Linked DNA regions of Mus musculus: all the other regions are linked to region 1. Evidence: chromatin loops called from intact Hi-C (ENCODE). Cell type or tissue: left cerebral cortex. All regions are shown on one strand.

Region 1 (5,000 bases):
AGCCAAAATTAACGACAAAAGAAAAGGTCTGTCAGAAAAAGTGAAAAAAAAATAGAGCAAAAAGATCTGTCAATTATAAATTTAAGTTTTCATAGCCATGGTTGCTGTATTTTAAGAATGTCAGAACAGCATTTTTTTTTTAAATGTAGCTATCTTTTAAGATTTTTTTTCTAAAGTTGGAGTATTGGGAGCTTTTAAACTCTAGAAAATCAGCATGGCCTTATCATAGTTGAGTCTAACTGTTTTGGCTGAGATACTGGGAAACTTCATAGCACTCAGTGTCCTTCATGGTTAGCTGTGTGTGACTCTGGGAGCCAAGCAAATCTTTGCTTATTTTATTTTATTTTTTTGACAGAAATGTTCTTCTATTCAGTACTGTTATCTGATCGCTCAGGTTTCAACTAAGATTGCCACTAAGATTTAAGCTATAACTTAAAATAACACCTACTCTGAATGTAGCATGCCATTTGTCAGCATCACAATGCATTTCTGGGGCAAGATCTGTCTATGCTGAAGGCCCTGAACAAAAACGAGAAGAGAGTTTAAAAGCATAGAGATAATCACTCAAGAAGTCAGAATGTGGTAAACACCACTAGCAAAATGAAGTTTGGAGGCTTCAAAGGAAAGCTACACATTCACCTCACCTGGGAGAGGTGGGAAATCTAAAGCACATATGGCTTATCAGCTAGGGCTAGATGAACGAGCAGGAAGTGGAATCTACAACTGCATGCAGCTATTAACTCATCTGTTATCACACTGGTGTTGATGATTTCTTTCTGCATTTTAGCTTCCTTTGTGGATTCTCTGCAAAATGATCTCCACTAAGAATAAATCAAAATTAATTAGTCACTATTTCCTTGGTAAGCAAACTTAAAAAAAAAAATCAACCAACCAAACAACCAACCAAAACCAAAGAAAACCAAAACTAAGAACTTTACTTGGTCTTTATTTATCTCCTCTCTCACCTTAAGAATGTTTAAGGTTTCTTGACCCTAGGAGGGAGAGGTGCATTTGTTGAGGTTTTTTTCCCTCCAATGTGGCCCAGTTTCCATTATGATCTTGTTGCTACCTACAAACTTTGAGATTCCTAAGTGTCTTTGCTTTTCTGAGGTGCCATTGGGTTGTGACTGCTTCTGTTAATGGGTGCCCTGGGGGGTATCCGGGTATCCATTCCTGAAGGAAAAACCAAAGTAGGCAAGTAGAACAGGGTAGTGGGTATCAGAGAAGACCAGGAAGCTGCTGAAAAGTCAGCTCTGGGTCCTGAGTTCTCTTCTTCCTCTGACCTTGTGAACCACTCCTATAGGAAGACACCTGCCCTAGGAGCTCACACCACCAACACTTATTCACTAGAGGCCTGCCTTGCTGGGGGGGGGGGGGCTATGGGAGATGGGGGTGCAGGGGTTCTCATTTAAATATTTCTCTTCAGCTGCTGTATAAGGGTGCCCTGCAATTTTCCTCAGACCAGGGAAACACCTCTCTCTCTCTCTTTTTTTTTTTTTTTAGCACGAAGAAGGGCGGGTATGAGGACTTTCCTTGGGGCTGAGAGCGGGGATTCCCTCTCCAGGAACAGGCCATTTCCACTACACCCACAGAAGCAGAAGGCGACCACAGCCTTGGGTGCTGGTGACACCTGGCAACCTTCCTTGGACCCCTCATCCACTTCCCAGGAAGGGTCTGGAGCTCTGGAATCTGCGAAAGAGCTCGCCCCCATTGGTTGTCCCCAAGGCACCCTCCTGCCGTCATTGTGTTATGCTAATGAAGGGGAGGCTCATTGGCTGTGAGAGCCGGAGCCCACCGCCTTCGCCCCCGCCTTCGTCCGGCTGAGCCCAGTGCTTGCACTCCCTGCGAGGGAGCTGTGGCCGGGGATGCCCTAGTGGGAGGCTCTGGTCCTTGCCTTTCAGGAAAGTGCCTAGCCATCACGCGGTGCTCACACCCACCACCTACCCTCTTTCTAGGCACCGCGCGAATTTTCTTTTCCTTTTCTTTTCTTTCTTTTTTAAATTTTTCCTTTTCCTTTTTTTTTTTTTTCTGTCCGTGAAGTAACTTTTGCATTCCCGCCTCCCCCCGGTCCCAGGGACCAGAGGCGGTGCCGAGCCTGGGGGCGGTTCCTTGGCAGCGCTGGTTCGAGTCGCAGCCAGACTTTTGCTCCTGGGCTCGGTTTGCATCATCCCCATCACACCCTTGGGGAAGAGGAGCCACCCCTTTCCAGCCTCAGCTTCCGGCCGAACGACCCCTCCCCCTCCGGGTCCCCCAAGCCCTTCTCCCACCCTCCCCAGCACGGCACCCCCTCCGCAGTGCTTGCTACCCCTCTTTGCCCTCCTCCATCCCTCCATCCCTTGTTGGATGTTGCCCACTCCTTAAGGAAGGATGGTTGATTTGGAGAGCGAAGTGCCCCCTCTGCCTCCCAGGTACAGATTCCGGGATTTGCTGCTAGGGGACCAAGGCTGGCAAAATGATGACAGGTGAGTGGCATGGTGCAGCGTTCCACAAATACTGCTGGAAGCGGACAGGACTGGAGAGCTTTTGAGGGGATGGAGAGAAAGGGAGACCAGCACTGAGGGAGTAGAAGGGATTCTACATCTCCATTTTGACACTGCAGAGAGCAGTTGCTGTGGACAAGGAACTCCTTTCCTTTCCACTTTCTTATTCTTGAGAATCATTTGTTGCATTTATTCGATATTCTTTGTCTGTCTGTGCTTCCCTGGTTGTGTGTGAGGCTGCAAGCAGAGGTACAGTAGCATCCAAATGGCACGCAGTTGCAGTGTCAAATATTTCCCCGGTGTAGTTAATCCACCCCATAAATGTATCCAAGCGATTGGAAAAAAAAATCACAGTAGAAACTTGAAATCTCCTGTACCCACTTTCTTACTCCTTGTCAGTGTTGTCTCGACGAGATGTTTGCTTGCCACTGGGGATTTTCCACTGTTTGAGTATTTGGAGTTCAGGTGGGCAATTGGTTTAAATATGTAACAGGTAGTTAGTGAAGCAAGAATGCCTGGGATGGAAAATACACTGAACAGAGGTTCTTGTAGTATGATTCGTATATATTTTCACCTAAATAGTGCATATCTCAAAACGATAAGTTTCAAAGCTGAAATATTTATTACTAGCAAAACATTGCTTGCGTGTTTTATCAATGGCATTAAAGCTTCATGCAATTTTGCATACAAAATGCTCTGGCTAATTTTTTTTTTTTTTGCACACTTTTTGTTTCATTGAATTGTTTTTGTTTTTTTAGAACGATAATTTCACATATCACATGCCACATTTTCTTGTTTTAAAGTATGTATAGCTAAGCTCTCAATGCAGATTAAATAATTCCCCGAAGTTCAGTTAGGCATTGATGTTCTATTTGAATTAGATAAAAGATACATTATTGGTCCAATTTGAAGCACATTTTGCATTCACTGGGCAATATGACTTCTGCGTTTTCCTCACCTTCTCAGTTCCCAATACTAACTCCTATTGCAGTACTCCTGGGATTCTGTCATGGACTTGAATGATGAGAATCTTTCTTGGTCTTACTTTAGGAACTTAATGACATATCCATGGATGATTTGTGGAGGGTGCTGTTTACATAGCATCTCTTCCTAGGCAAAACCTTACATACTGCTTAGAAAATTAAAGACCTCATTATCGGGTTATTGGCCATGCATCTAAATGAAGGCGTTAATTGGAGTTAACTGGCGTTAGCTAGATAGTTAAATGGATGTTTCAATGAGTTTACATTACTAACTTGGCACCTACCACGGTTTGGATTCTTAGTGTTGGTTCTTTTATGTAAAATTCACAGTTGTACTTTTTTGCCTTGACTTTTTAGGATTTTAAACTCTTATGAGTAAGTACGCCGTGCCATTTCTGTTTGCTAAGAGCACAAGCTCCTCTTTGCAATTCAATCAGAGCAGCAACCTTAATCTACTCTGCTGTATATGCTGATTCAACGCCTAAGGCGTTGAAGAAGGGCCACTTCCATGTTATTGTGTGCACACTGTTTCCACCAACAGATGCATTGAGACCTCTCTTCATACTCTTTAGACTTCCTTCAACAAATGCCTTTCGAATCCCCACCCTGTCATTCCTGCCCAGTAATTCTGGGAGCACACTGGACACTGGGTGGAGAAGAGTGGGGACAGAGTGACAATGAACAAATTTGGAGTTGGTTTGTTCTTTTGCTTTTTGTTATTGTTTTTTAAATAAGTGTAGTAGTACTTTTCTTCTTGAATAGAATAATTTAAAAACAGTTTACTATATTGTACCCAATAAAATTCTAGTTGTGTGCAATAGTTATTGTCTTCATATGGTGGACTTTATGGCCCTACTGACTACTGTTATCAGTGTCTATATCCAAATAAACCTCCCTGTTTGCTTCTGAAGAAATCTGAATCAAGATGACCATCTTCTCTATTTAGAATCACATCTATTATTATTATTATTATCTTTAATATTTTGACAGTCCAGTTGTTATCCCCCTCCCGGTCCGCTCTCTGGCAGTTCAAAATGACATCTTAGAGATGGAAGACTTTTGTTCTAGCTATAGGGTAGTAGACGATTTCTACCCCTGCCCTTGCTTTACGAACTTTAAGGTAAATCTTAGTAGCTTGTAAAAGTAAATGAGGATATGATAGATGTGGGAAGAGAGAAAATAGAATGTTGATGAGCCTATGTAGATACAAGATGTATCTCAGATTTGTACCTTAGGCTGCTGCAAATTCATAATTTTCCTGACTCAGATTTCCACATGGCGGGTTTTCAAGCAGGATCCATCAAAACCCGCTTGAGAAAATATATATTCTGTGTCATAGATTTTTCTATGACATAAAGTCAGATAGGTAGGTGATCAAAATTTATATTGTGCAAACTCTTTGTAGGTAATCTTGAGCCTATGCTGCGCAACATACAGTGTGCAGAATGTGTGTGTTTGTGTGTAGTATTGTATACATAATATCTAAAGTGTGTGAATACATTCCCTAGTGTCATCTTATAGAATCAACCCTTTCTCA
Region 2 (5,000 bases), 240 kb after region 1:
ATCAAAATATTCTGTTGTATTTTATATATTTATGTCTTTCTTCTCATATTCTTCTAAAATGTGACACTTCCTATGAGTATAATCCCATGATTTTTATGAAGAAAGAAAGATAGATAGATAGATAGGTAGATAGATAGATAGATAGATAGATAGATAGATAGATAGATAGATAGATAGATGTATGTTAGAATATATAATATGGAATTTTCACAGTGTTTCAAGAGAACCCAGAAGCAAATGACATCCTTCTAGGAACGATTTTAGCCTTCTTCAGTATTGTTCTGATACAAAGTGAATGGATATTGGGGCTTTTTTTTAAGTTCTTTATTCATTTTGCATCTCGATCACTGCCCTCCTCCTGATTCCCCCTCACATAGACCCTCCCCCTGCTCTCCTCGCCTACTTCTGTGAGAAGGTGGGGCACTGCCTATAGGTATCACTCAACCATGGAGCTTGAAGTCTCTGGAAAGTTAGGCTCATCTTCTCCCACTGAGGCCAGACTAGCACGTGCTGCAGTTGCTGGGGGCCTTGTTTCATCCGGTATATGCGCTATGGTTGGTGGCTCAGTCAGTGAGAGCTCCCAAGGGTCCAGGTTAATTGATTCTGGTGGTCTTCCTGTGGAGTTGTTATCCACTTTGGGACCTTCTTTCCTTACCTCTTCCAAAAGAGTCATCAAGGTCCATCCAATGTTTGGCTGTAAGTCTCAGCTTCTATTTCAGTCACCTGCTGGGAAGATCCTCTTGGAAGACAGTTATACTAGATTCCTATCTATCTGCATGAATAAGAGAGTATCATTAATAGTGCCAGCGATTGGTGCTAGCTCATGGGATAGGTCTCAAGTTTAGCTGGTCATTGGCTGGCCATTCCCTCAGTGTTTGCTCCATCTTTGTCTCTGCATTTCTTGTAGACAGGATAGAATTTGTACTCAAAAATTTTGTCGGTGAGTTGGTGTCCTTATCCCTCCACTGAAGATCCTGCCTGGATACAGGAGATAGCCTCTTCAGGTTCCATATTCCCATTTCTATGAGTCTTTCCATCCCAGCTTTATAGCACATCCTAGAAATGTCCCACACTACCCAACCCCCCACCAGCTTCATATTTGCGTTCATTCTCTTGGTTCTCTGGTTATCTCTTCTGTCTCTCCCCACAGCTGACCCTGAACACCTCCTCATTCCCTTTCCCATCCCCCCACACCCACTACCCTCCCTTCTATGATTACTGTATCCCCCTTCTAAGTGAGATTCAAGCATCCTTGCTTGGGCCTTCCTTCTTGTTTATCTGCTTTGGATCTGCTGAGTGTATCATGGGTATCCTGCAGTTTATGCTTAATATGGGGATATCTTAATTAAGGAGTGTTGTAGGAAAAATAGAACGAAAGCCTAGTAACTCTGATGGCAGAAAACAAGGACTTGTGTTGTGTAAATACCAAGAAAATGGCACAAGGTCCAAATTAATAGCTTCCCTGATGGTGCTAAAAATTAAGTAACAAAATTATTTTAACCTGTGAAATAAAATAAATACCAGGAATCCACATGGAAACATAAAAAAGTTAATGGATAAAGGAAACTTAAAACTTTCTTCTCTCTTTTTTTTTTTTTAGATATTTTCTTTATTTACATTTCAAATGTTATGTCCTTTCCTGGTCTCCTATCCAAAAACTCCCTATCCCATCCTCCCACCCTTGCTCACCAACCCAACAACTCCTGCTTCCCTGTCCTCGCATTCTTCTACGCTTGGGCATCAAGCCTTCTCAGGACCAAGGGCTTCTCCTCCCATTGATAAACATCAAAGCCATTCTCTGCTAAATATGTAGCTGAAGCCCCGGGTCCCTCCATGTATATGCTAGTTGGTGGTTTAGTCACTGGGAGCTCTGGAATACTGGTTGGTTCATACTCTTGTTCCTCCTATGGGGCTGCGAGCCCCTTCAGTTCCTTCGGTCCTTTCTCTAGCTCCTCCATTGGGAATGACACCCTTTACAATAGTCACAAACAATATAGACTATCTTGGTGTGACTCTAACCAAACAAGTGAAAGATCTGAATGACAATAACTTCAAGTCTCTGAAAAAGTAAAACTCTCTTTCTAAAAATCTCCAATACTAAATCTAGAAGTCATGAAACTACAATAAGAAAATATATAAATATTGCTCTTCTGCCAATCAGTGCTAATGAGAGTGGGTAAAAAACTAGAGGAGAAACAGAACTGCATTCTTGACATACCTTTCCCAGATATTTATTAGCTGCAATTTAAAACTTGTAACTTTACAAGAAAACCCTGACAAACATACCCTAAGCTAGGAAATGCTAGAAATAGCCTCAAGGAAAATACCTAAAATATATCACAGACGTTCACAGAATGCATGAAGGACCCATCTTAGTTTCTTTAATTTTTCTGCAAGCATTTTCCTATTATGAATAAACAGAAAAAAAGATACATAGAAAGTATGAGCAGAATCCCATGTTTATAGACTTTAAAAATGTCACAGTAGTAGAAAAAAAGAAAGGGTGGTTATATTTCATCACCTGGTGCAGGTTAACTTGGAAGGGTTTTAAAGGTTTACAATCTGTGTGGTCGGGGAGAGTTCACTCAGAAAAATCTTTAAGAAAGCATTCATTTGTAGAAAATATACACTAAGGCAAATGGTGGCAAAGATGCTTGCTATGCCCTAGTGCTCGGAGACTTTGTGCTACATGGGGCAGAGCCTGCCCCTTTTCTCTACTTAGGAAGTAGGTTAATGACCTCAAGTGAGACATTAGCCATAAGCCAATCCCTGGGCATATTACCCAAGCACCCACACATTCACTATGTTCAAACACCCATGAGAAAAAAAAAAGGAGAATCCAGTGTTTTGGCTCCAGGAAAAGGCCCAAGGAAACCCACCAGGGAGTGAAGAAAAGAAAGAGGGAAATGAGAAATGTAGACGATGAGTGAGCAGCTTTATCTTTCCCTGAGCTTGTTGCAGAGAGCCCAGGGAATCAGCTGCCATGTGGGTGGAAGAGAAAGTTTCTCAAAAGTAATAGGGATTATAATTACCATCCTGGCTGCCAGAAAGGAAAGGAGGAAAAGGGTGGGAGATAATGCTCACAGGGACTATTTTTAGCTCCATAGGAAGGTTCACACTCAAAACTGTGACAGAAGACTACATTTTGAAATCTGGAAAATCTAGTTCACTGTTTAGAATAGCGTGCCAGTGACTGCAAGGGGTACTGTGACTTAACTTTAAAAGTCTCATTCTCTCTCTCTCTCTCTCTCTCTCTCTCTCTCTCTCTCTTTCTCTCTTTCTCTCTCTCTCTTTCTCTCACACACACATACATAGACTCTCACTCTGCCTATCTCTGTCTCTATCTCTTTGACACACACACACACACACACAAACACACACACACACACTCACATAGACATAACAAGTTTTGAATATGTTAGCTAATCTAAATCAGCATATACAAGTTGAACTTTATTTACTAGCTATGTGCCTAAGCTGCAAGAGTCACTGCTCAGCATGCATGGACAACTGGGCTCTATCCACTGCACATCACATTACAAATGAACAGGTCTTTTATTGGTGCACATCTATAATCCCAATATTTGTGTGGTAGATGTAGGAAGATCAATTGTTTAAGGCCATCTGTAGCTACATAAGTTTGAATCTAGCCTTGGCAACATGAGGTCTTTTTTTTTTTTTCAAAATAATGATGTGACATATCTTTAAAAATGATCTGATTCTCTAATCCCACCCATATATTTTGATGTGATTTTCTGAGGGTTCCATCATGTATCTTTCTTCCTATGACTTTGCTTCACATCACTTCCAGCATGCTGAACTTCAGCTGCAACAAAGTGAAGAAATATCCCTTTTCAATGACTATGACTTATGATTAATTATCCACTGCTTCATTTTGACCCCCTGTCCAACTCAGATAGAGTGTAGTTTTCCAGTACTCAACAGGAGCTCAGTGGCTAACACTTACTATTAGACCCAGTTTTATACTTAGAACCCCACAGAACTTGTTAATGACCTAAATGGGCTCTACCTGCTTATTCAACTTCGACAGCCTGTTCTGTTGGATGACATTTAGGCCATAAACATATTCTCATTTACAGGTTCAGGAGAATTTATAGGTAATTTTGGTATCAAACTTTCTGTCTCTCTGTCTCTCTCTTTCATTCCTCTTCTTGTGTGTTCAGTGTCTCTCTCTCTGTTTCTCTCTGTCTCTGTCTCTCTTTGTCTCTCTGTCCCTCTGTCTCTCTGTCTCTCTGTCTCTGTCTCTGTCTCTGTCTCTGTCTCTGTCTCTCTCTCTCTCTCTCTCTCTCTCTCTCTCTGTGTGTGTGTGTGTATGTATGTATGTATGTATTGTGACCATCACTGGCCACTAAAAATAATAACAAAACATGTTATTCAAGTAATACAAACGCCTGGAGACTGTAAATAGAGGAAATTCATTTATTTAAAGTTCTTGAAGCCAGAAGGCCAATCAGTGCTCCGTCTCCTTGATTGCCTTTTTCTAGCTCCTCAGATGGTGTCTCCTCAATGAGCCCACACCTCTGCTGTTTTTTGTGTGCCCACATTTCACCTTCTTCTAAGAACACATGTCAACTTGGATTAGGACTCCTTGCAACAGTCCCAGTTTATTGAAAACACCTCCTCAAAGGCTTGATTGCCAAATGCAGCCATGTCCCAAGCTACTAGGAATCAAGCTTGGACATGTGGATTGAAGGGAGTGCACTGTTTGGCTCCTAACATGGTCAGGGGGTGTGAGTGTGGTGGGTTCTTTGGGATTCCATCCACAAACTGTTCTTGTTTTCTGGGGTGTATCCAGTTCCAAACACTCCCACAGAAATGTGATCCTTTGATCACAAAAGTTAAGAAACACAATAGTTTCTGTTTGTGCCTGGTGGGTTTTTTTATCCATTTCTTTCATAACATAAAGAAGTATTCAGTTGTGGTGGTACATACCTGCAATCCTGATGCTTGCAGGCATAGGCAGGGTGATCTGGAACAGG
Region 3 (5,000 bases), 75 kb before region 1:
TTCACAACATACAGGAAATAGAAAAAACTTGGATGTCTATCGACTGAAGAATGGATAACAAAAATATGGTCTGTTTACACAATGGGGTAAGTTAGGAAGTTTGCAGATGGAGTTGGAAACAAATCATGTAGAACGAGGTACTCAAGACCTAAAAAAGATGCTTTGCATGTTTTCTTTCATTGTAGATATTTAGATAAGAACCTTCAGATTTGTATGCTTATTTTTCAATATATTAAGGATAGTATATAATATATACATACATATATATATGTATATGTGTAAAATATATTTTTTCTTTTCCATTTTTTATTAGGTATTTAGCTCATTTACATTTCCAATTCTATTAATATATTTTGTATATAATGGGAAGCAAGTACCGGTCAGACATTGTAGTTGTGCATCAGCCTGAAGCCACCCAGAACTACTAAAAGGAACACATATGTAATGGAGAGGTGTGTGCCTAAGGAGAAAAGCAGAACTGGAGATGTGACCAGGGTGACAGGTGAGAGAGAGGGCTGAGCTCAACATGCTGCCATTGTCCAGTACAGTTGGCAGGGTGGTATACAACAGCCTACGTCCTATGTAGCCTCAGACTCCCCACCCCTTGTCCCTCAACATGCCTCCCAGTTTCCAGATCCCCCTAGCTCTGGGCAATGGCAGAGGTACATGATGAGGAAAGGTTCATTTTCTGGATTGAACCTCCTTGAAGGACCACCATGCTCCACAATACCACCACAGGCCATACTGTTGCCCCAGGCCTGGAAGAAACCTGAGATTCACGAGGACATATGAGGTCTATGCTGCGGTATGATAACTTGGTGTTGGCCTCTGGCTTTGCTGCCTCAGAAGTGGGGGCATGCTGATGTGAGTGTCATGTGTAACCAACCACCTGAGACCCTGTTGAGGCTTGTGGTCCATGCATCCATCCCCTGAGGGCCATTAGTTGGTCAGTGGTAATGATATAGCTATGGGCCTTGTAGATGTCTGCTGTTGCCTGAAGCCATGTTAATGTCTGTGGGTTGGGAGAGCTGGCCCTGTCCCTCACTGGCCTACAGCACAGCAGTACAGGCATGGAGCACATGCTCGGGAGAGCTAGCTTCACACTATTTGGAAGATGTGGGAATTACAAAAATGAAACAGACAAATAGAACCTCAAAAGTACTTGTAATTATACTCTCTGAGATAATCATTCTTTTCTCCTTGGTAATGAATCTTTGTAATATCCCCTTTTTAAAAATCAGTCTAGCTGGGCAGTGGTAGCACACCTCAGCACTTGGGAGGCAGAGGCAGGCAGATCTCTGAGTTCAAGGCCAGCCTGGACTATAGAGTGAGTTCCGGGAAAGCCAAGGCTATACAAAGAACCCTGTCTCAAGGAAACAAGAAAACAAAACAAAATCAGTTCCTATAGTAAAAACAAACTGTAAGTAAAATAATAATTATCACTGGATTGGAATTTTTCCTTACTCTACAGCATGGCTTGCTTCAGCTGATGGCTTCTGACACCGATGCAGGCAGAGAAAACATAAACAAAAACAAAAAGACAAAACAACCTCTCTTGTGGGGTTGGCCACTAGGAATTTGACCATAATTCAGTGAATACACAGACAAAATAGACTTGTCTTCCCTTCCTCCCTCCCTCCCTCCCTCCCTCCCTCCCTCCCTCCCTCCCTCCCTCCCTTTTTCTTTCTTTCTTTCTTTCTTTCTTTCTTTCTTTCTTTCTTTCTTTCTTTCTTACTTTCTTTCTTCTGTGTGTGTGGAGGGGTGGGGGGCATGGGTTGTTGAGGAACCTCACAGGTAAGGGGGAGAATGTGGGAAGACCGGGAGATGAGCACAACGGGAGGCTATGATGTGAGATTCCCAAATAATTAAGCAAAAGAAAATGTTTTGGGGGAGTTTGTGTTTCTTGGTTGTATTTATTTATTTTTCATTGTCATATTTTTGTTATTTGAGGACATGGAAATTCAAATATCTACTAACTTTTCCAAGATTTCTGGAAGTGCGAGAGCCAGAAGCAGAAGATAAGTGTGCATACATCGGGGCTAGTGGTTTTGAACTAGTGCCTATGGTTTGGGCACAGGAAATAAATTGGGGGTCCTGTGCTGTGTTCTTAACTTTTACTGGAGAAAGCTTTTGCTTACATTTCTTTACAGAAAATTCCAAATATATTGGGAAGTTTGATTTTACAGTAAAAGCCAATAAAGCTAATATTCTGGTCCAACAATTTACATTTTTTCCTACACTTAGCTATGCACATAGCCTTCCATGGATCCATCCCTTTGCCTGTTTACTTATTTTTGAGACAAAATCTTTGTCAACCAGGCTGGCCTCCTTCTCATAATCCTCTTGCCTTAAACTTCCAGGTGCAGGAATTGTGACCATGGAATGTTAGTGTTATGGAATAGAATCACTTTAAATATTAAAGATTTTAAATATTTTGTGCTGCTTAATTTTGCAATAATTACCCTGATACTTAAATGATTGTATTAGTAACACCCAACATGCTTTTACATAAATGGTAGCTTCTAAAGCTTATTATATTTATAAAAATATTGTTCTAATTGCCAATTTTTTTTTTACTACTTGATTTTATGACAATTTGCTATTCTGTTCTAAGCTTTATCTTTTAAAAGCAAAAGGACACATTACTGAATATAGCTCACCTGGAATTTTCATCTATAAGATGCTATACAGCATATGAAATAAAAGGATCACTACATCTTATCGAAGAATAGAGCAACTGTTTAGGTTGAGTTTCCTTTGAGTCTTTTGAACATTATTTTGAACTAAGTTTTTGAAATTAGTTTGGTCTTCATCATTTCAGTAATTAAAGTTTCACACACTAGATGGTGCTAATACCCCACAACTGCCACAGCCAAAACCTGATTCTTCCGAAAAGGTTGCTCTCTGAAAATAAACAGTCCCTCTGTTTTCACTTGCTGTTTGTCTTTGTTTAGAATCTCACCATAATGTGTGTCAGTAACTTATGTTCTAGCTTAAATAGTTAAAAGTAACTGTGCACTGTGTTTCTGCAATAATAGTTCAGTGTGTCTTGAGATGGTGAAAAAATTTTTCACGTTCCATTGAAAATGAATTCTTGAGGTGTTCTAACTAGACAGGAACAAGTTCTGTTCATTCCTGTAGTCCATCAGTCAACATAAACGTACACCAAACACATTTGCTTGAAATAAATAGGAAGTTGTTAATGAAAGCAGAGCAGGTGCTTCTTATATAGGGAGCAGAGAAGTGCTTTCAAAAGGATAACTACATTTTCAGACAGATGATTCAGCTTAAAACTTTTAAAACGGGGGAAGCTGACTGCTTCTACGTCCAGGTGAATGAGTAAACTCAATTTTCTTCTGGTACTTAAATATTTACTCAGATTTCCACAAATAAAACCTGATCCTATGTGTTTGCAATAACGTAATTAACAGTTAGTTTTTGCTTTATAAAAACCCTACTTTGTTAATATTCTACTTTCTTGGATATAAATGCCAATTTCAAATGTTTTTCAGAAACAGAATGACTGTGTAGGTTTGATTATCTAAAAACAAGAGTTTTACTTAAACTCAAGGGAGATAACTATAATTTTGATTGAACTTTCAAGCAAACATCTGCTATTTTAATAATCATGATTACGAGGGTTTTTTTTTCTATACAGATTTTAAAGAGTTAGTACAGACACACAAACCAAATGCAATTCTTTTTCCCAATGCCAATATGTCTCAAAATTGTCTTTTGAAATGTTCTTGCTGCAATTAAATCAGCCTTGATGAATTTTCAAATATTTTTCAAAACATCAGTTGTTACTACATTCGATAGATTAAAGATGGAGATGTCATTTTTTTTCACTTGCAATATCTTTTAAAAGGATTTCGAGAAAAGAATAAGAAGTATTGTTTTAAATTAGTACTGTATTTCTTAGTAGAAAATGAAAACTACAAATTGCCCAGAAAAATAAAGTAAATGAATAAAGTGGGAGTAGCATTAATGATTGTTTCATTAAATTTCTCTTCTGCCTTCTTATTGATAAAAGTGAGTATTAAGTTTATGCATATACATATGATCCAAATAGTATTTTGTTAATTAAAATATTTAGATTAATTTATAAATACAATACTTAAATTGAAATTTTTGAACAAGGAAAATATCAGTTGCAATAAAATACTTTAAAAAAACAAACTTCAAAAATTTAAGTTTTGATTATATTTAATGAACATTGAATAAACAAATTTCTGCTTCTAAAATATACTGGAAGGATTATGAATTTTCTTTGTAAACATGGTAACCTCAAGAAAAGCCTAGATCATAATGGGCAGGTACATGGTGAAACCTTGATGAAATCGGCCTGAGCAGCTGGCATCTGTGTTTTGTGAGGAGTCAGCTTGAAATCCATTTCTGAAAGGGGCAGCACTTTAAACAACAGTCTCCTAACACCAAGGAGGTTCCAATCACACTGTTGTCTTGTTAAAAATAAACTCTTAGTATATATTGAATGTTTTCATTAGACTTGAACCGCTGCTTCAGATAGCAGTTTAGCCACAAGATGGAGTGAAGGCTGAAGGTTCAGCATCTCCAGTACTGGAGTGTATGAGAGGTATCAGTAGGATCCTGAGGATAAGGACTAAAACAAGGGAAAAATGTCTCTTTCCTAACCTTCCCTCTAATTCTTGTGAAAGTTAAGCCAAGGTAAGTTGTAGGTGTGGAGCTGAGCCCCACAGCTTTATAGAAGCTCTAGTTCTTTGTGTAGATCTGAAGTTTTACCATGAACATCCTCTTTGGCTTCATCTGACTAACTTCTCTGCAGCATTCAAAGCCTACCTACTTGAGGCTCCATGCTTGTCTTCTCAGCATGCTGGAGAGGGAAGATTGTAAACTGAGAGCTTATCTCTGACTTGTCTCAGAGAAGCAACATAGAACTAAATCAGCAAAATATCTCTATTCAGTTACCCTCACCCCTCCCACTCCTGACCCATTCTCCCATCCCAATTATTTATTTCATG
Region 4 (5,000 bases), 290 kb after region 1:
GACAAGGACATCCTCTGCTACACATGTGGCTGGAGACATGGGTCCCTCCATGTGTACTCCTTGGTTGGTGGTTTAGTATCTGGGAGCTCTGGGAGGTCTGGTTGGTTGATATTGTTGCAACCTGTGAGGTTGCAAACCCCTTCAGCTGCCCTCCTAATGTTAAGAAGCAAGAAAGTTTCTAGAAATTGAATGGAAATCTCCATCCCAAACCCTGCAAATACATGTCTTAGAATATTGCTTAAGGACTTAAGAACATTAGAGATTGTTAAAGAGTGAATAATAGTCACTCTGTGTTTGCTTGAGATCTTTGTTTAAACTGGTGCTTAAGAGTCATCTAATGGTGAAAATAACAATATTATATGTAAAGTAAACTAGAAATGATTACAAAAGGTTCTTATGATTTATGAGTTAAACAATTCTGAATTTTCAAACTGAATTGTGGCAGTTTAAGACAATGTAATAGTACTGATCCATTCAATATGCCAAATAAATTAAATATCCAGAAAAATTCAGACAAAATTCTAACAGTGTCATCACTTGGAAGTTTGTTTTTTTAATACATTACTCTATTAAAATTTATTTTTCTTTAGAGTTGAAAGAGAGAGGAGGGAAATCAACAGGAAAAAATAGTTAGGAAAAGAATTGATCCATCTGAGGCTCAGCATCTGGGAAATTGCAAGTTTCTCACTCATTACCTTGACCTAGAATTTCCCTCCTGTCTTGTTCATGCCAAATTGTTCCTCATCTGCCAACACCCAAAGAAAATATTACCTTTCTGTGATATACCCCAATTCTGTTTCCTGGGTGCCCCTAGAGATTATTTTCTCTTTAGAAAAAAAGCATTGCATCTTTATGGCTTTCTGCATGCATTTAACATATGTTATAAATTGATTGGCCACTCTTTAATACAAAATAGTATATTTAAAAGTCCATTGAGCAGTTTTGGGGTCTATATATGCTCAGTGAATGCATGCAGGATTTAAGAGCTATGGAGTAGATGTAACTTATTAAGTCATCTCTAAGCAAGTTTGAGCTCTATTGTTCTTTCCTTTCCTGTGGTTACCTGTAAATATTTCAGTTATAACGGACACTTCCTCAACAATATACCTTGGTAAGACAGTAAAGTCAAAGGTGAAATAGTGTCAGTGCAACTTTGCACAACACAGTTTTTTCCATGCATATGTAGACTATCCTAGATACGTTGAGATGTGAAGTATGGTGTGACTATAGATATTCTTTAGACAAAGCACTCTTGATACTCAAGCTTATTGATTGCTTGTTAGAGGCATTTGTAGAAAACAACAACCATTTGTTCTTCATGGTCAAATTCTCTTCTGCATCGAGTAACTGAAGTATTCTATAAGTATTGTCGTAATCAAGAGTAATATCTGTATTTTTTAGAATTATGCCATAGTGCTTCTGATTTATAACTCACAGTTCTTGATGTATCATATGGTTTGTAAGTAGTGCAATTATATTCTCAAGTGAAAGGGCAACTTAGGATGTATCTTGTCTTTGGTTTTGGAAATACAAACTAAATGAACTTGCTTCCCTTTCCTAGAAGTGCTGCCCCTGTTGTGACACTGTGTTTCATTTTGTAACCCATCTGCTACATAGGCCAGATATGCATTTTCTGGATGCAATCTGTTGGTTTCCAATGGTTTACTACATGGTGGGCTCTATTGACAAGTAGGTGACAAAGTCTATGGCACATGATGAGTGTAGTGTCCTGTGATCTGTCAAGTTCTGTGTCTTGTTCCTGCATGATGAGTGTACTTTGTCGTGTTGGTACAGTAAATACGGTGACCTTTGCATGCAGAGCACATGCCGCTGTGCTGTGTACCCCCTACCATACTGCTAAGCTGTATTCCATTGCTGAATTGCACCAGACCTTGCTGCATGTCAGATTGGTCAGGTTCACACATTTGCAAAGCTATTTTAGTCTTGCAGCCTTTGCAAATGCAGCATTTTTTTTGCAGTAATGTTATTGATAAAGTGGCATCCAAAAGTACCTTAAAAATTCCACATTACCATATTTTCAATGTAAGTAGTAACAATTTCTTGAAAATTTATTCAAGAAAATTTCAGTTTGTAATTATATAACTTTTTAATTAAAAGATTATGTTATGCATGCAATTATTCAATGTATTAACATAAAATATAAAATATAAACATTTTGTGACACTATTAACCAGAAGAATAAGTTATCACCAGATTAATAGCATGAAATACTGCAAAATATCTGTGACTGTCAAAAAGGAAACTAAGAATATTAAATTCCAAGGAAGATGTAAGAGGATTGATTGATTGTAGACTAATAATTATTGAAGGTTGGTCACCATATCTATATGCACACGTGTACTAGAGAGGGAATATATATGGAGTGTCCCTGTATGATTCTTGTTAGCTTATGTTTGAAATTCTCATGAAAATAAAGCCCATTTAAACAAGAATACTTCCTCACACTTGCAAATTTCACATTTTCCAATTTGGAAAAACTGAGTGAGTCATGGAAAAGTAAAAAGGCATGGCTGGTGAAATCAACTTTTGAGTGTCACTCAGATGGGTTTCATTGGCTGTTATTGCCATCTGGTGGCTGAACAGTGCAAAACAGCATGCTTTTAAAAAAGGGTTGTGGGCTATTAAAAAGCAGCGAAGTATCAGAGAGAAGATACTCAGGACTCAACAGGTTCACAGCCTACTCAAAAATGCTAAAACGTTAATTAGAAAAGTAAAGCCTCAAGGATCCGAAGATTCTGCATGTTTCACTAATATTATCCCAACCTTTTGTTTTGTCTAAATTCTAATGCATCATTTAATAATTCATGGTCCCGAGTCACTACAACAGGAAACACTTTAAGGATGAAGTCAGCAAACGCACTTGAAAGCAGGGTGCTCTAAGAAACTTAGAACAAGCTCTCTTAGTAAAGTGTTTGTCCAGCGTTCACTTCTGTTTTGCAAAATCCAGTCTGCTCTGATTCAATGAAACTGACTTCTTACCAATTTATATTTCTCTTGTTCTATAAAATTATAAGAGAGAATTTTGATGTAGAAAAGCTATAAAGGCTGAAAATACAAGGAAATATCTTGAAAGTCCTAAGCGACTAGAAGCAAGTTGACTTAGTCATCACCAAATCTTCCATAAGGGACCACATCTAACATTTTCTGCATTGCTGTGGCTTATGTATATGAATGCACTGACGCTATCTTCAGACACACCAGAAGAGGGCATCGGATCCTGTTACTGATGGTTGTGAACCACCATGTGGTTGCTGAGAATTGAACCTCTTGAAGAGCAGTCAGTGAGCTGAGCCATCTCTCCAGCCCTCTAACTGTAGCTTAAATTAAGGAGTTGCACATGCTGAAAAGTCCCAGTCTTTATGGGATAATTTCTAAAATATCATTTAATCTATTTAGAAAAAGTACAGTGAATCTGATACACACAAGGAAAATCTAAAACACTAGGGATTAATCTTGACAATCATTGTATTGATTGGATATTACGATTCTGTGCTCTTTTCGCATGGGGAATTTTATTGTGAAGAAATGTTCTGTAAACAGTTTTAGCTATAAAATATCTGTCACATAGAATTGCTCCAAGTTCAAGTGCAGTATTTGTCTCCCCACCGCACCCCCAGATTATTCCTAGAGGTCTTAGGCTGAGATTTTCATAATAGCCCTCTGAAGTCTGTTAGCCTCCTTATGAGCTTTGATGAGATGTCTGGAAACTGTCTTCAGTCCATATCAGCAGTGACTACAGATTTTTACATTTTAATTATTTTTTTAATTGAATCAGGAGGTATGGACACTAACTGATTTTCTTATCTGTCCTCACTGAACTGTATAACTATCCATCCTTTTACTAGATCAAGTTTCGTCTGACCCCATTTTTTTGTACTGTTTTTCTAGTGTGAAAAATGCAAAGACATTGAAACTAGTTGATGCCTAGGTCAGGGTTAATGGTAAACATCTCTTTCTTTAATTTGCAGGGAAGATGCCAGTCAATACATTTTACAGAAACAAGAATGAAAACTGACCAAAAAAGTTCACAACTACTTATACCCCAGTTTTTCTAGTTACCTCATAGAGACAAAGAAACTTGTTCTATTCAATTTCTTGTTAAAAAATTGTCTTAATACAAACACACACACACACACACACACACACACACACACACACAGAGTCACACACACACACACCCTACTCATTGTAATTCAGGAACAATTGACAGTTAAATAGAGGTATCTATCTTTCTGACTATTTATCTATCTAAATATGGACATTTATAAATTCATATCACATACCTTTGTGTTTCTACGTTAGCTTGTTGTCTAAATTAATATAGCTGTTGCTTCTTTTATACTTTCAACAAAGCAACTTAGCAACTTAAACCAATTATAATGTTTTGCCCTTGAAATAATGCACTAGCTATAAGCATGAATCATTGCCATAATTTCTATTGAACTGTTTATATACTAAGTGTTACTGAGCACAGATTCCAAATACGGATGCTTTGGAACTGTTAGTATCTGATGAATTCTGAATTTCATATCAGTGGGTCATATTGCATTACAGTCCTCATTAGTGTATATCTATATTATCTATAAATTCAGTTAAAAGGATTCATACATAAGCCAACCAATAAGCGGATTTAGGTACTGAGTGCAGTCGTGGAGTTTATTTAAAGACCTTCTGTTTCTTTTTCCTTGGGAATTTTTATCAAAGCCTAGATGATTTGCTCAGGTGTGGAGTGACCTTTGCTGCCAACATGGTGGTGGTGGACAAAGAAAGCACCATGAGTGCAGAGGAAGACTACATGGCAGATGCCAAGACGATTGTGAATGTGCAGACTCTGTTCAGGTATGCATCAGGAGCCTAGCCTTGTCATCATTTACCTTGTGGTCTCCATGTGCAGAGTACTTAATTCTATTTGTGCATGAAGAGTAGAATGGGACATGGAAGCTGACCTTAGAGTATCTGTTTACTCACTTGATCGTGAA
Region 5 (5,000 bases), 93 kb after region 1:
CCAGTATTCACTCATGAACAACTGGAGATCAAAGATGTAATCAAGACGATGCTTTGCTTTAAAAAAATATCATTTAAAACAATGTATAAATTTACCTTTGGGCTGTGTGTATATGCGGTACAGGCAACTCCACTAATTCCTTTGTTTCAAATAAAATTACTTCAAGATAGCTCATTATGTAAGAAAATGTCACAAAATATCAAGTCTGAAATGAATTTAATTCTAAAAAAATGTAGATAATATATACTAAATCTATCTTTAAATATAACGTAAGGACTTATTTAATTGTTGAATAAATATTTATATCATATAAATTTTAACACACATTTTAGTAAAAATTATCCAAAATATAATAATTCTGAAAGTATCAGTAAACTATTTCTCTTATAGTACTTCCCCTAAACAGAAGCATTTATTTGTAATTCGTTGGTTGGGTTGTTGAGAATACTGAAGGAATTGTTCTTTGGAAATTCTAAATAAGCCCCAATATTACAGAATCTGCAAAAGAGGTATATGAATATGATGAAGATTTAGAAGATGTTGAAAATTATGAACTTCATATTTAACATTGTAAATATAAACATGACTGAAGTAAATTTTATATAGCAAAATTCACTATACCCACAGAAAACCAACTTGATTGAAGAGTTTGTAATAAGTGTGTCTGACCCTTCATTGGGTTCTGAAAACAGGCAAAACGAACAAAATCGACAGTTCTTGCCCTTATAATTTTAGACACAAATCCACCCATACTGGCAGCTTTGGAGAGGCACAGCAAGAAACATGCCCTCAAATCAACTCCTGATGAGGCCCAAAGTTGGATGTTATTAGTGATGAATTCCATCTGTTAGCTTCCTGTCTATTTCAGTCTCTTATTTCTCAATCTTTTTGTAAACCAATAAGCTACCTCTACTTTGTTCAAGAAAAGTATACACTTTCCATAATCAAATGACCAAATATCTAATTATGTATATATATGTATGTATGTATGTATGTATGTATGTATGTATGTATCTATCTATCTATCTATCTATCTATCTGAATTCACAGATAACCATATGTATCATATATATATATACATATTTATTTCCTATGATTTTTCTGTGTTCTATAGCTCATGGCATAGATTCTTAAGATCCACTTGAAGGATATGGATCAAAAATAAGGTACTTGTAATATTTGTACTATTTGAAAAGAACATGGAATACTGGACAAATATAAATTTGTGCTGTTTAAGTACATCACGGATGAGGAAGGTTCCAGTGACAAAAACAGATGCGAGCTGAAGGGAACAAGAAGGATTTGAAAAAAGTAGATGGACTCCTTGCTAGTTTAAGAGATGTCAGTTTTCTCTATGTTGGGCTGAATGACTTTTGTAGGGAATCTGTGTAATAATTCTGTAGTTGGAAATGAAGCTGTATGTTTATCTATAACAATTATCTATAACAGCAAATCAGAAGCTTGCAGTCTCCAATTTAAAAAAACAATACATGTTCTGGGTTTTGGAGGAAGATTTTTTGGGAATTTCTGTTTCTCTGCATAGATGATGCCAGATGGCAGTGTCCACAGATTGTCAGCTTTTCATGCTGACAGTTGTCAACTTTGGATGCTAATGGGGTGTTAGATGGAAGTACTACAGAGTAACTTTTAATTTCATCTATATTGTGAATATACACTGTACTCCAGGCACTGACCATGGACATATAAGCAGATTGCTTAGTATTTCTTTCATGGAGCTTACTGTTTAATGAGACCTTAAAAGCTACACAATGACAAATTTTGCTGTCGCTTAAACCAATTCTGAATCTGTATTGTATCCTAGATGCAATAAGGGAGCTGAGGGTAGGCAAGACTGAGCATAGAAAATGAGAGGATAGATTAGGGTGGCTCCCTCAGGGCAAAATATGGTGGATAGTTTTTTGTTGTTGTGGTTGTTTCTTTATAGAACTATCTTCCATGTCATTGATATCTCTCATAGTACAGATGAGATCTGGGTTTTTTTTTTTCAGTCAGCTCTAATCTATGGTTATGTCTAGCACTAAAAGATATTGTACATCACCATGATTTCTATGATGTGTACGCAGCGTTTTGCCATGAATTTTGTAGATTGATTACTTGGGTGAAGCTTCAGCTGGGTTCAATATTTTCACCTTTTCACTTACAGTTTAGCCTTTTCGTTGTCTTCTGTTGAAAGTAAATCTTTGCTTGAAGGCAAGTTGAAACATCTTTATGTCTCTGTTGCTGCTCTTTCTGAACCTTGTCAAAAAGCATTGATTTGGCTCTTTTGCTTGTCTGTGAAACAATGTTTACTACTCAAAGAACCTTTGAGGAGAATGCTCATTTGCGAAAGGAGAGTTGCCTGGATGATTTTTTTTGAAGCATATGGATGTACTTGACATCAGCTTACATAAGAAGCAACTTTCAGAAATGAAAACCAGGAATCTAGTTACGTTTGGATGTGTTGGCTTGAAAATGTCCACTAGAGAGCCAAGTAGAAAAATTGAGTAGGCAGTCGAATACATAAAATGGGAGGAGGGGCTGGGCTGGAAATAAACTGTGCAATCCGGGGTGTATCTAGGGAATACATTCTGAGTTTAACTATAAAAGGGAACTTATTTTTAGTAATAGAAGAGAAAGGATCAGCCCAGGATACTCAAGAGCAACCCAGTGGGTTTGAAAATGCCATGAAGATGGGAACAGTTTCAAGTCAAGTAAGGGATGTGGTTTGAGGATAAAGACATGATTTTTTTTTTTTTTTGTGACTATTGTTACTAAGACAAACAGGGAGAGATTGCAGCTCAGCCTTCTCTTTGGGGGAAGTACAATTGAATGGTAACTGTGATAACTGTGACTTCAGTAGAGATAGATGGGGCATAACAAACACTAATTTATGGAGGCATTATTCATGGAAGACACACTGCTAATAAGGGCTAGAGACTGAGTTGTGCTTGCTTCCCAGGGTCATTTTTTTAATGTTTTCTCTCTCCCTCTCCCTCTCCCTCTCCCTCTCCCCCTTCCTTCCTTCCTTCCTTCCTTCCTTCCTTCCTTCCTTCCTTTCTTTCTTTCTTTCTTTCTTTCTTTCTTTCTTTCTTTTCTTTGGTTTTGGTTTTTGGTTGTTTTTGTTTTTGTTTTTGTTTTGTTTTTGAGGTAGGGTTTCTCTGTTTAGTCTGGGCTGTCGTGGAGCTCACTCTGTGGGCCAGATTTTGAACTCAGAAATCTGCCCGCCTCTACTTCGCCAGTGCTGAGATTAAAAGCATGCACCATGCCTAGCTTGTCCTTGCTTTCTAATCCACATACTGAAACCCCAACCTCTTGTAACCTCAAAATGTAACTGTATTCAGATGCATTCCTTAAAAAGGTGGTCAAATTAAAATGAGGTTATAATCAAGATTATGGGAACCAGTGGGGAAAGCCAGTGTACCATCACTGTGGTTTTGCTCACTTCCTTCCTATGACTATCAGCAGGGAATTTAGCGCCTCTGTTTCAGGACAGCCATGGCATTCCACAGCTCAAGAAAATAGCTCCACTGTAGCATTTGTTTTTCTGTCTTGTCCTGTCCTGTTCTATCTGGTTCTGTCTTTAAAAGTGTCCTACAGAAAGACATGATTCAAAGTGTGTGTGTGTGTGTGTGTGTGTGTGTGTGTGTGTGTGTGTGTGTGTGTGTGTGTGTTTCTGAAGTGCTTATTCAATTTAATCAACTATTTCAGTTGTTTCTTTTTAGAGGCTGTGGCAGACACATTAGGTCTGTTACGTAAAACAGGTTTCTTATTTATATGTTCTTAATTCAGTGAAAACCTATAGTTTGCTCTTTTGCTAGGTCTGCTGAATTGTGGCCATGGCCATATCATAACCCAAGGAAATATATCTACAGCACATTTTTCTGTGAATTTATTATATTTTCTTTTCTTCCCCCTTCCTTTCTTCCTGTTCTGTTCTGTTCTGTTCTGTCCTGTCCTGTCCTGTCCTGTCCTGTCCTGTCCTGTCCTGTCCTGTCCTGTCCTGTTCTGTTCTGTTCTGTTCTGTTCTGTTCTGTTCTGTCTTGGTTTTGATCAGTTAGGTATCCTTGACATTATAGACAATTTATTGTGTAGTAATTGTAAGTATTCCTCGTTGAATTCTCTAGATGCAAATCTCATGCAGAGTGTGCATTGTAGGTTATCCTCTGAAGGTGTGACCAGCGAGTCTAGCTGTTTGCAGCTGAGGTGAGTCTGGAGTACCCAATAGATTGTCCCACTAATTTATCTATATCTCCATATAAATATTATCTGAAAAATTTTACAAATACCATTTGAAGTATGGTAACGAATCTTATAAATTATAAAACATGAGAGCATCAAACCTAAGTGTTAGACCTCCAGAGAACACTGGGCACTCACTAACGGAGCTGGATTCAGAGTTAGTTGTGAGTTTCCTGGCAGTACTTGGAACTGACTTGGTCTTCTTCAGGAGCCATATACTCTTAACTCTTAAGTCATTACTCTAGACCCACTCTTCCCCCTTTGAACCTTTTATTGTGTAAATAGGAAAATATTCTGTTCATGTCTTTTTCTGTCACCCAAACTTGTTGAATCCTTACTGTTTCATTTATAACCAAATTCCTGTGGGTGCTGAAAATTTTATTCATGAGCTTATATGGAAGTTTCATTTTATGAAGTGCTCTGCAATGCTACGTTATCATTTGTTTTAAGTATTAGAAGGCATGAAAGAAAACAAGTCTGAGTTTGAGCTAAAGTTGAGGTGCTGTCACAGGTTAATCCAAAGAAAATAGACAAATACACAACAAAATACCGTATCACAGGATATGAAACCAAAGCATCAAGGAACCATTCCATGGACCTAGCAACTTCCAGTTAACTCCAGGGTTAGAGTTCAGAGCTATTGGAGAAGGTGCTTACCAATGCAATGATATTATAAAAGGAAAGGAGATGCTTCAGGTAGGCAGCTAGAAAGGCAACTCCCAGGAAAACAAAATAAGGGGCTCCCTTATACAGGGAAAAGA
Region 6 (5,000 bases), 49 kb after region 1:
GAATTAATAGATCCATTTGTCTCTTCTTAATAATTTTGAAGAACATTTTTGATTAAGAACTTTAACTTCATTGAGACAAAAAATGCTTTATAAAACAGTGGTATCATATCCATCTAATGAAGGTAAATAGCTGAAAAGTTTATCATTGAATTTCTTGCTGAAATAGATTATATGGTCTTATTCATGGATATATCATCAAAGTTGTTTCACCTCCCATTTTAAGCCTTCATTTGAATCTTAGGTCATTTAGATGAGATTAAATAGACACGTGAGAAGCAAAGTATAATTACCTTAATTAATAAATGAGCTCTGTGTGCTGGGCCAGATTGCAAGTCCTTTTTGTCTATGTAGTAATCCGTCATATGGTCTCTGTATGAAAAGAATATCCCCAGGGACCATGGAAATTTTCATCTTGACAATTAATTAAGACCAAGTTGCTGCGCTTACAAGGGTTGTTATATTTCTCAAGAGAAGGCAAGAGATGATATTTTCTGTTTTAAAAAAATTGTCATTCTTAATTGTGATAAAGTCAAAATATTATTCAAATTTTTGTAGAAATAAGATTCTATTCCATTTCTGAATTTGACAAATAGAAGTGCCTAAGCATTTGTGAACTATTGGGCAGATGCTTGGAAAAAGGAAGAAACTCATAAAGTTAGGAATTAAATTTTCAGCAAGTCTTCTTTTTCAAATGTAATAAACTTTGAACACAATTATGTATGTCATTTATAATAGTTATCTTAGAATTAGGGTTTCATCTTTGTGTGTCCAATTTACAGTATTGTTGACCCTGTATTTTTCATACTCATGCTATTTAGATTTAATAAAACATGTTGCATTGGGGAGGCACCTCTTCAATGGCTTGATAGGGCATATAGATTTGCTAAGTTTTTGAAGTTTCTATATTTATTATAATTCTGACGTGCCATTAAATTGCAGTATTTTTTACACAATGGACAGCTCCCTGGTACATTCTAAATGTGTCAAAAATAAGGGACAGTGAGTGGGATATAAAGTAATGAAATATAAATAAATGAAAATAAATAAATTTAAATAAAAATTAAATCTCATACATTGTGATGACTTACTCAGTTAAGCAGATTACATGGAAAAGTGAATGGTTAATAGCTGAGCAGCTTTCAGATATCTAAGCACCTCAGGGATATGAGTGCATGCTTAGTCAACTTGTGCTAGCATCCTTCTTTGCTGGTCATGGTTCAGAGCACATTAAGAAGGTGAAGTTCAGTCAAAGAAATGCACAGAAGAAATCACTGTTCCATGTTGATGCTGGAGCTCCCTCTAATGAGCTGGGGTTTCTGTCACTGCCCCTCCTTGCTTCTGACAGCTGGAAGCCCACATTAGTAAGTGACTTGGCATTTTTCTAAACAGCATTAAAAAGTAACATTTGAGAACATTCTTTTTTTTTTTATCTTTGTTCCATGCTACTTTATGAATCCCTGGCATGCAAAAATCTAAGAGCCACCCGTGTCAACAACACAGTATTATAAGTTAAAATGAGCTTTTGTAATCCCACGTCTCACTAGAAATCCACTCTTCTCCTCTTTAACATCCTAAAATCTTCACATTGTCCTAGCACAAACTAGTTCTCTCACTCTGTCTCTTCATAATCTTGACACAAATAATGACAAACAGCCCACTTATGTTTTGTTACACAAACCCAGATAAAATTAGGTCCCATTGTGCAGTATTTTCATGTGAAATATGATGCAAAACCATGCCGCAAAATTTATGAATTTATGACAGAATTCAGATTCTCTGCATTTGATCATCAGTTACTCTATGTTAGTCTCTACTCCATAGGCTTTTAGGAGATGAGGGTCTTCCTGATGGAGAAGAGGCCAAGCTGAGCCTCTGGCATCCTCCTCTTTGGAGAAGCACTGGAAGGTCATGTATCATGGACTTGTAAGTGGGCATCATACTCTGAAATTCCGTGTATACTTGGGGTTAGCATCAGATCTAAGTATATCAACATGGAATATTGTTTTATGTGTAGAACATAATGATATCCCCATATAGCCTTGAAACTTTCCTTGGAGTTCTCATGAGTTCTCTTGTTTACTGTCTCCCCAGAGCATCTCCTCTCCCTTCTCCCAAGGCCTTCACAGCCTTTGGTTCAAAAATTGGAAGCATCTGCCTGGAGGGAGCAGGCTCCCATGATAACCAGGCAGAAAGGGAATAGAAGTGAGAAACAGAGCTTGTTCAGTTTCCTGGTGTGTGCCCGGTGATTTATTTTAGATCCTCTTTGACTGATCTGTGCTTATTTTTAAGCGTGCGTTCACGGGTAAAATATAAATGTGTCTAGGCTTAAGATCCTAAGTGGTGTCCTTATATGTTCATGCAATGTATAATGTATTGGGCAAAGGCTATTATGTGGGATATTTCTTTGGCTTTGATATTCATTTATTAAGATATAATAGAAAATAGTTCAATGTGATGGAAAATTTAACATTTTCTTCTGTCAGTGATCAGGAAAAAATATGCTGTTTTTTAAATAAACCCTCTTCATTCTGTGTATTTTCTTACACATGAGACTTAAAGCAAAACAGTTAAGAGGAATGCAGAAAATCTAAATGTTTAAATTTTTTCTAAATGATTTTGCCAGGATCTTTTCAATTTGCTCTCCTCTCATGCTTGCTGAGAAAGTGCACACATTTGGAATTCAGAACATTTCAGCAGTGAGTGTATCTTCTTTCCTGTGTGCTTTGAATGAGCATATGGAAGCAGGGCTGAATGGAAGACAAGCTGTTGATTTCTATTGAACACTCAAAAATATAAGATATATTTTTTAACTTGAATTTTGCTCTCCAGTAATGGCCTGAAATGAAAAAAAAAGAAAAAAGAAAAAGAAAAGAAAAGGGGGGACATTAAAAAGTAGCATTGTAACTATTTTCTTTATAATTTTCATAGTTAGAGTTTCAAGAAAGGTATCAAGAACCACAGAGGAAACCAGAACTCTCACAATAGCTGCAAAAGAAGGAACATCAGACCTATCACAGTACCATGCTTTTTATAACTTTTGCTTTGTTATTTTTAGAATCAGATAATTGGGCATAACATATTTAGAGCTCCAAGCCTCTAAGAAAGATTTTAAACACATAGAAAATAGAGATTTTAAAGAACCCAACTTACATTTTTCAGTATTTTTTGAGAAATGGTATTGGAGAAATTGATGTACTTCTTTGAAAGATGGGCAGGGATTGAGAGAGCCGTTGCTTTTCTGTTTTTATGACATGGGGAATTACAGGCATCTCACATAGCTGGATCCTGTTTTCTTTATGAATCTGTTAGACTGCATGAGAAGGCTGCTTGCTAGTAGTTTGGAGTGGTCCTGTTAGAAAAAGGAATAAGTTAGTTTTAAAGCATTTGTCAAAGCCAAGCTGCCTTTCTTGGGTCATGCTCACTTTTCCCTGTATTTGATTAAGGCACTTATGCTTAGGGACTATGGGGATCCCAAATTGTCTATAGGTAGCAAATCCACATGGTTCTTTGTATAATTGCCGTGGCTATCAGCTGAAGCCTACAGTAGAACTATGTTCCTAGAGCTGGTTGATGGTGGGTTTCAGTAACTACTTCAACAAGACTCGGAAGGCAGTTCAGAAACAAAGCTCTAGTATCCTAGTATAATGCTAGAACATTAGAAAGACTTACTCGAAATTTGAAATATAGCTGGTGGGGCATTATTTGTTGTTCATGAGGCAATGTGCTCAATTACATAATAAAATTACATTTGTATATTTCTGTAATGTCCAATGAATGAATCCATAATAAAATATTTTGTGAATTCATACCTTAGCTTATTCATACTTTCTTTGTGACTGTTATATATTCAATGTGCCTCCTGGAAACATTGTGTTAGGGACAGGATCTCCAATGAAGAGAGAACTGGCAGGTGAGGCCTATTAGGACACACTTAGATCATAAGAGTCCCACCCTCCCAAATGGACCAATGTAGATAACAACCATTGAGTCTTCAAATTTGATCTTATTTGTTCATACTACATAGTATTCTGACATTCTGATATGCATAGGTCCAGAATCTGGGTCCTGGCAGTTTGGATAAGTTAGTTCTGTTGCCAGATACCCTACATAAGCCTATTAGACAAATAGCTTACAGAGCAAAGTAGAAAAGGAGATTTATTCAAAGTTAACATGTTGTGAAGTGGGATAAACAGATCCATTGGTCATTCATATCTGTCTTTGGAGTTAGGGCATGAGTGTTAAATATAAATGAGGGTTGAGTTTTCCATAACTAAGCAGTGATAGTCAAGCTGTGCTCCTGCCCATCACTGTTTTTGGACCCTGGAACTTCAGTGGTCCTATAAGGTTGTCGTCTGTCAACTTGCCAAAACTGGGTGAAATTTCTTTCTGGGATGTAAATTCTCCTGTAACTATAACCAGTCTTTTTCTTTTTCTTTTTCTTTTTCCCAACTTGAGATTCTTGTGGAAAATTCAAGGGATATTTTTTTTTGGGGGGGGGGTGTCTTTTGTTTTTATAGTTTGATAGCCAAAATGAAGGACACAGTCTTGCTAGAATTTTCTCAGTCCTTTCTAAGCATGCCAGTGACTATTCTTTGACTTTGTTTTACTACCTCAGTCTTGAAGTTAACATATATGGGTCTGAAACAAATACCTCCAAGGTGAGTAGGAGTGAATTTTAAGCCCCTTAACTGATATCATACAACTACACATAAAAAGCATTTCTCTGAAACCACTTGACATTTAATTACTTTGGAAAGGTTGGCCTGAATATTTGTTGAATTATATTCACTTTGTAACATACTAGTATTTTAAGATTTTCATAATGACCAAAAAGTGAAGCAAGCAAGCAAACAAATAAACAGAAAGACTATTTCTTTTGTAATGATGATCAGATTGAAGTTTTTAATTAAGTGATATTCTTTATATAGTTTTGGTAGAATGAAACCTTACAAAATCGGTTAGTCACCTTGTAATCTCTGATAAATTTAGCTAAATCAGAC

Evidence for each region. Hi-C counts contacts between places; a loop is a spot of excess contacts. Peaks named below come from ENCODE experiments on the same cell type or tissue, not always from the same donor. Only the 100,000 strongest peaks of a DNase experiment are listed, where the experiment ranks them.
Region 2: it touches region 1 in a loop (14-fold over the local background); 3 of 42 quality-filtered maps call a loop at or near these places.
Region 3: it touches region 1 in a loop (2.3-fold over the local background); 4 of 42 quality-filtered maps call a loop at or near these places.
Region 4: it touches region 1 in a loop (6-fold over the local background); 3 of 42 quality-filtered maps call a loop at or near these places.
Region 5: a loop joins it to region 1, with 4 times the contacts of the local background. A loop is called at or near these places in 2 of 42 quality-filtered maps.
Region 6: it touches region 1 in a loop (2.0-fold over the local background); 2 of 42 quality-filtered maps call a loop at or near these places.

What each region holds. Positions count from the first base shown.
Region 1 is chr1:140,243,890-140,248,889 of GRCm38, forward strand. It overlaps Kcnt2 (potassium channel, subfamily T, member 2), which reads left to right and starts at 1,829. Exons shown (of 28, transcript NM_001081027.3): 1 at 1,829-2,462. The coding sequence starts at 2,368. In left cerebral cortex, a CTCF peak has its summit at 1,929; DNase peaks (open chromatin) are centred at 552, 1,837, 2,087, 2,600 and 2 more places; H3K4me3 peaks cover 3,430 bases; H3K27ac peaks cover 1,745 bases.
Region 2 is chr1:140,486,982-140,491,981 of GRCm38, forward strand. The region is part of intron 14 of Kcnt2 (potassium channel, subfamily T, member 2); the gene reads left to right. Among named protein-coding and RNA genes, the nearest start is that of 4930590L20Rik, 170 kb to the right of the region's middle. In left cerebral cortex, no CTCF peak of the experiment used is centred here; DNase peaks (open chromatin) are centred at 3,027, 3,449 and 4,590; H3K27ac peaks cover 1,559 bases.
Region 3 is chr1:140,168,889-140,173,888 of GRCm38, forward strand. All of the region lies in intron 1 of Cfh (complement component factor h), which reads right to left. Among named protein-coding and RNA genes, the nearest start is that of Cfh, 12 kb to the right of the region's middle. In left cerebral cortex, CTCF peaks have their summits at 2,842 and 4,536 (motif pointing right); DNase peaks (open chromatin) are centred at 2,946 and 4,534; H3K4me3 peaks cover 514 bases.
Region 4 is chr1:140,529,136-140,534,135 of GRCm38, forward strand. Kcnt2 (potassium channel, subfamily T, member 2) reads left to right here. Exons shown (of 28, transcript NM_001081027.3): 20 at 1,618-1,689; 21 at 4,726-4,860. Among named protein-coding and RNA genes, the nearest start is that of 4930590L20Rik, 120 kb to the right of the region's middle. In left cerebral cortex, a CTCF peak has its summit at 2,597 (motif pointing left); a DNase peak (open chromatin) is centred at 2,551.
Region 5 is chr1:140,337,049-140,342,048 of GRCm38, forward strand. The region is part of intron 1 of Kcnt2 (potassium channel, subfamily T, member 2); the gene reads left to right. Among named protein-coding and RNA genes, the nearest start is that of Kcnt2, 94 kb to the left of the region's middle. In left cerebral cortex, a CTCF peak has its summit at 2,480; DNase peaks (open chromatin) are centred at 1,619 and 2,518; H3K27ac peaks cover 1,074 bases.
Region 6 is chr1:140,292,976-140,297,975 of GRCm38, forward strand. All of the region lies in intron 1 of Kcnt2 (potassium channel, subfamily T, member 2), which reads left to right. Among named protein-coding and RNA genes, the nearest start is that of Kcnt2, 50 kb to the left of the region's middle. In left cerebral cortex, no CTCF peak of the experiment used is centred here; DNase peaks (open chromatin) are centred at 2,217 and 2,679; H3K27ac peaks cover 2,257 bases.